2 separate regions of the Homo sapiens genome follow, and region 2 is linked to region 1. Evidence: read pairs that join two places in POLR2A ChIA-PET (ENCODE). Cell type or tissue: A673. All regions are shown on one strand. Links, peaks and the distances in the headings refer to the core of each region. The heading gives the core; the rest is flanking DNA.

Evidence for each region. Peaks named below come from ENCODE experiments on the same cell type or tissue, not always from the same donor. Only the 100,000 strongest peaks of a DNase experiment are listed, where the experiment ranks them.
Region 2: POLR2A ChIA-PET joins it to region 1 with 8 read pairs; 4 of 35 experiments call an interaction of 5 or more read pairs at or near these places.

The regions. Positions count from the first base shown.
Region 1 is chr2:127,406,340-127,409,253 of GRCh38, forward strand. It overlaps LOC124908047 (translation initiation factor IF-2-like), which reads right to left. Exons shown (of 3, transcript XM_047446883.1): 2 at 1,795-2,420; 3 at 1-1,162. The coding sequence ends at 1,131. Among named protein-coding and RNA genes, the nearest start is that of PROC, 11 kb to the right of the region's middle. RefSeq lists a silencer at 1,669-2,108. In A673, for the core only: no CTCF peak of the experiment used is centred there; a DNase peak (open chromatin) is centred at 1,782; H3K4me3 peaks cover 554 bases; H3K27ac peaks cover 1,319 bases.
Region 2 is chr2:127,471,829-127,474,742 of GRCh38, forward strand. It overlaps the pseudogene RNU4-48P. Among named protein-coding and RNA genes, the nearest start is that of MIR4783, 50 kb to the left of the region's middle. In A673, for the core only: no CTCF peak of the experiment used is centred there; no DNase peak of the experiment used is centred there.

The sequences.
Region 1 (2,914 bases), core at 288-2,787:
GAGTGAGACCCTTCCTCAAAAAAAAAAAAAAGAAGAAGAAGAAGAAAGAAAAGAATTTGAATTGGGTACTAGGCATAGTACCTGGGTGATGAAATAATCTGTACCACAAACCCCCATGATACAAGTTTACCTATATAACAAACCTGCACATACACCGTGAACCTAAAACAAAAGTTTACCAAAAAAAAAAAAAAAAGAAAGAAAAGAAAAGAAAAAGAAAAAAAATTTCAAGACCTAGATCAGAAATCAGCTCCTTGGCCAGGCATACTGGCTCATGCTTGAGCAAGGCAGGAGGATTGCTTGAGCCCAGGAATTTGAGACCAGCCTGGGCAATACTGTGTGACTTCATCTCAAAAAAAAAAAAAAAGGAAAAAAAATTATATATAAAATAAAGCATTCTGAGGCTTCATCCACTCCTCACTCCTCAGAGAAGTACTGAAGCTAGCTAGAGATTTCTGCAGGGTGTGGAATGGGGAGAAAGGCAGCGTGACTGTGTGTCACATTTGTTTCTGACACCTTTTTGTAGGTCTGAAATGCTTTTAAATAAACATTTTTAAGTAATATATACGTGACAAAAATTCAAACAGCAGCAAAGTACAGTGAAAAGTCCTCCCTCATCCCCAGTGCCCTCCCACCCCAGGTAATCACAGTTACCAGGATTCAATGCACATCCAAACACAAACAAACACAAACCATGGTGTGTTTATTGCCCATGGAGGCTCTGTCTCAGGTCCCTGGGAATCATTGGGAGTTGTGGATCCCAGCACTTTGGGAGGCTGAGGCAGGAGGATCGCTTGAGCCCAGGAGTTTTTTGAGACCAGCTTGAACAACATAGTGAGACCCCATCTCTACAAAAAATTAAAAAATTAGCCAGGTGTGGCGGTCCATGCCGGTAGTCCCAGCTACTTGGGAGGCTGAGGCAGGATGATCACTTGCACCTGGGACGTTGAGGCGGCAGTGAGCCGTGTTCGCGCCACTGCACTCCAGCCTGGGTGACACTGCAAGACCCTGTCTCAAAAAAAGTAGTCAAGGAGGCTGAGAGCCAGGAAGCCTCTGGCCAGCAGGTGAGCAGGCCCTTTCCTGCTGCTGTGCATTGTATTTAAGAGAAAAGACAGATACGTCTGATACCTTCAAAGGTGTTCTTCATACAGCAGGTTGCAACCTATTAATAGATCATAAAATCAGTTTAGTGTTTCATCATCATCATCAAAAACCACCACCAACAACAAAAAGACCCAGAACAGATAGTGTAAAGAGTGCATCCCTGCATTCCTGTATAGGGAGAAATATGGTTTTGTGGAACCTTGTTGCGATGTAAAGTGTACTTCTTAAGATAAATACAGGGTTGAGGTTTTTGAAATAAAGTTTGAACAGGACCACCTTAAGCCACAGTGTAGACTTTCCATAGGCCAAAACCTGGATCACCAAGACAGTGTGCCCCAGGCTGCAGGCCACACTCCTGGGAGCCTCAGGCAACCTTGTGCAGGCCTGACTTCGAGACACTCTGAGCATGAGCTGGTTCCTGGGTAGCCTCCCCTCTACCTCTCCCCGCTTGCCCTCCCTCCCTCCTTCTGCTCCTGTCTCTCCTCATCCCCTCCCCGAGTTGCTGCCTCCTCCTCCTCCTCCCCCACCACCTCTCCCCGTCTCCGAGTTGCCTGCCCCGCCCCCTCCTCTTCCCCCTGCCCCTCTCCGCGTCCTTCCCGCCTTCCCCCTCCTCGTCTCCCCCCTCCCCGCCCGCGCCGTCTGCGTCCCTCCCGGGCCCAGACGCGGCGCGGTCAGGGGGCGCTGACTCACAGGCTGACTCAGCTGCAGGCGCGCTGCCAGGCGACGCAGCGGGCGGGTGGCCGGGCGCCGGCGGGCTCGCAGCCGGGCTGCTGGCAACGGTGCCGGCGGAGGTGGGGGCGTGGCGCGGGATGGGCGGCGCGGGCCCTGCCGTGGTACCGCCTGGCAGCGTCCACCCCGCCGCTGGGGCGCCCTGGAGGCTCCTGGCCCTCCGTGGGGCCGTGACACCGGCGCTGCGGGGAGCGGTGGCCTCGCAGAGGCTGGGCATGGGAGGACGGCCGCCCCGGGTAAAGGACAGGGCCCTGGAAACGCGGGTCTGCCGGGAGCAGGGGACAGGAAGGAGACCGCGGCTCTCCCAGTCCTGCTGCCCCGGGCCTCCAGACGGCCAGACTCTCCCCACACCGGCCTGGAGGGGGACGCGCCGACCCCAGCTGGGAGGGGTGGCTGGCTGCGTAGATCCGTTTGGGCCGCCTGCCTGGAAAGGCCCAGGTCCGGGCCTCGTCCTCCTCTTCACACTCTCCCCCGATCTCCAACCACCTTCACCCTCGCCCCCACCACCACCACCCCCAGCTCCTCCTGGCCGCCTGCGGTCCAGCTGAGGCCCGCCTCCTCCAGGAAGTCTTCCTGGAGAGCCTGTCCTGGGTTAGGCCCGCCCAGAGCCACCTGGGGCGACTTATTTCATGGCACCTTCGACCTTGCTCTCTGTCTGTTTTGTGTCTGGCTTCATCACCAAACTGAGCCTCTTGGGGGCAGTGACCGGGTCTTAGGTCTTAGTTGGCCCTTAGGCGCTAGGGCTGAGAAGACTTAGGCGGACAGGAGATGAGACTGTGTATTCGACGACACACTTTAGAGATCCAGCCCGGAACACAGCCATACCAGATTTTAAAAAAAGCCAACATAATATAGCATGTTAAAAATTATTGTAGGCCGGGAGCGGTGGCCCACGCCTGTAATCCCAGCAATTCAGGAGGCTGAGGCCGGAGGATCACTTGAGCTCAGGAGTTTGAGACCAGCCTAGGCAACCAACATAGTGAGACTCCGTCTGTACAAAAATGAAAAAAAATTAGCCGAGCGTGGTGGCCTGCACCTATAGTCCCAGCTACCTCGGGAGGCTGAGGAGGGAGGACCCTTT
Region 2 (2,914 bases), core at 196-2,695, 65 kb after region 1:
CCCACTGCTACCCAGGTCAAGTAGAACCAAAGGATATCTAGCTGTCTGTCCTTGGGACTGACACACCCTGAATCTCTCCTCTCGCATTTTTAAGCAGTTATGACACAGAAAGAACCTTTGGGCCCAGGACCCTGGGTTTTGTAAGAACCAGTCTTTGGGAGAACAGACCTAAACCCTCTTCTTCTAAAGTGAGTGGTGTTTTTACTAGTTGCTTCTTCAAACTTTGTAATTCGAGTCCTTCTTTAAAGTAACAAAAATGTTTTTAAAGTCTTCTGCTGAATCTCTTACCAAACAATAACCTTCAAGTTTTGGTGAAACCATTACTTTTATATGTTGAGCTTGCTTAAAACAAGGCACGCAAGTAATCCTGTGACATACTCCATTTTCTTCAAAAACTGATGAACAAGCTTTGCGCAGTGGCAGTATCATAGCCAATGAGGTTTACTCAAGGAGTGATTATTGCTAATTGAAAAACTGATGAACATATGAAGTGCATGTCTGTAGCTTAATAGTACAAAGTCAGCCAACTTGAGACCTTGGCTCAGGTATTTTTGCAACATTTCTAGCCCATGACTACACTGGGTAATCCTACCCCTTTGGACTTACCAAACATCTCTGTAATCCTTTAATGTACAAGTAATAGACATCTACATCACTCCAAACAACACTCTACCTGCTCCAGGGGGAGTCTTACGTCAGAGGACTTCTGCTGCTGCAATAGGGGAAGATCACAGAAAGAGACAGTATGGAGTTTGATTCAATAATTTCTGCCTGTCTGAGAGGAACAGTACACAGGCAGGTGGGGAAGACTTGGTTTATAAACAGTGGTTACCAATGCCTTCCAAAAAACTGTACAGTACTTTACTAGTAGTCTCTCTCTACCCCTGCCAGGACAATCTAAGCAGAAACTCTGCAGTTAGAAGGCAATAGAATGATATATTTAAAGTGATGAAAGAAAAACCTGTCAACCAAGATTTCTTTCTTTTTTTTGAGACAGGGTCTCACTCTGTCACCCAGGCTAGAGTGCAGTGGTGTGATTTCAGCCCACTGCAGTACTACACTACCTCCTGTAGTCAAGGGATCCTCCCACCTCAGCCTCCTGAGCAGCTGGGACTACATGCATGAGCCATCACATTCAGCTAATTTTTCTATTTTTTGTAGAGATGGAGTTTTGCCATGTTGCCCCGGCTGGTCTCGAACTCCTGAGCTCAAGTGATCAGCTTGTCTCAGGCTCCCAGAGTGCTGGGATTACAGGTGTGAGCCACCACGCCCAGCCAAGAATTCTGTATCTGGTAAAACTATCCTTCAAAATCAAGGGAGAAACTAAGATATCCCTAAATAAACAAAAGCTGAAGGAATTCATTACCACTAGACCTACCCTGCAAGAAACGTTAAAAGGAGTCCCTTCCTTCAGGTTGTAAGTAAACAACACTAGACAGTAACTCAAAGATGTATAAAAATATACATTTTTCCTTTCAAGGTAAACACATAGACAAATATAAAAATCAGTATTATTGCAATTTTGGTTCGTAACTCCCCTTATTATTTTACAGGACTTAAAATAGAAAAGCATAAAAAACTATAAATCTTTGCTAGTGGGTACACAATATATAAAGATGTAATTTGTGGCAGCAATAACATAAAGAAGAGACGGAGCTGTAAAGGACGTCTTTTGTATGCAATTAAAGTTATCAGTTTAAAATAGGTTGTTATAACATTAGGATGTTTTATCTAAGTCTCATGGTAACACAAAGGAAATATCTACAGAATATACACAAAAGGAAGTGAGAAGGGAACCAAACACGCCACTATAAAAAAATCAACTGAACTCGCTGGGCGCGGTGGCTCACACCTGTAATCCCAGCACTTTGGGAGGCTGAGGCGGGCGGATCACAAGGTCAGGAGTTCGAGACCAGCCTGGCCAATATGGTGAAACCCTGTCTCTATTAAAAATACAAAAATTAGCTGGGTGGGCGTGGTGGCACGTGCCTGTAGTCCCAGCTACTTAGGGGGCTGAGGCAGAGGAATCGCTTGAGCCTGGGAGGCAGAGGTTGCAGTGAGCCGAGATCATGCCACTGCACTCCAGCCTGGGTGACAGAGCGAGACTCCGTGTCAAAAAAAAAAAAAAAAAAAGAAAAAGAAAAACAAAATCAACTGAACTCAAAGAAACACAGTAAGGGCGTAAATGAGGGACAAAAAGAGCCTATAAGAGATACAGAAAACAACAAAATGGCAACAGTAAGTCCTTCCCCATCAGTAATTACTTTAAATGTAAATGAATTTTAACTCCCAAATCAAGACAGATTGCCAGAATGAATTTAAAAAAAAGAGTCCATCTACATACTGTCTACAAGAGACTCACTTTAGATCTAAGCACACACAGGTTGACAAAGAAAGGACAGAAAAAGATATTCCATGCAAATAGTAATGAAGACAGTAGGGGTGACTATACTAATATCAGACAAAATAGACTTTAAGTCAAAAACTGGTACAAAAGACAAAGAACATTATATATTTTTAAAAGGATCAATTCACCAATGAGATATAGCAATTATAAACATACACAAACACACACACACACACACACACACACACACACCGCAAACATAAGAGCTCCTAAATATATGAACAAACACTGACAGAACTGAAGGGAGGAACAGATGGCCTACTGTAACAGTAGGCTTCAATACCCCACTTTCTATAACTGATAGAAAAGCAAGAGACTAGATCAAAAAAGAAACAGAGGCTGGGCGCAGTGGCTCACACTTGTAATCTCAGCACTATGGGAGGCTGAGGCGGGTGAATTGCTCGAGTCTAGGAGTTCAAGACCAGCCTGGGCGACATGGTAAAACCCCCCCCATCTCTACTAAAAATACAAAAAATTAGCCAGGCATGGTGGTGCACGCCTATAGTC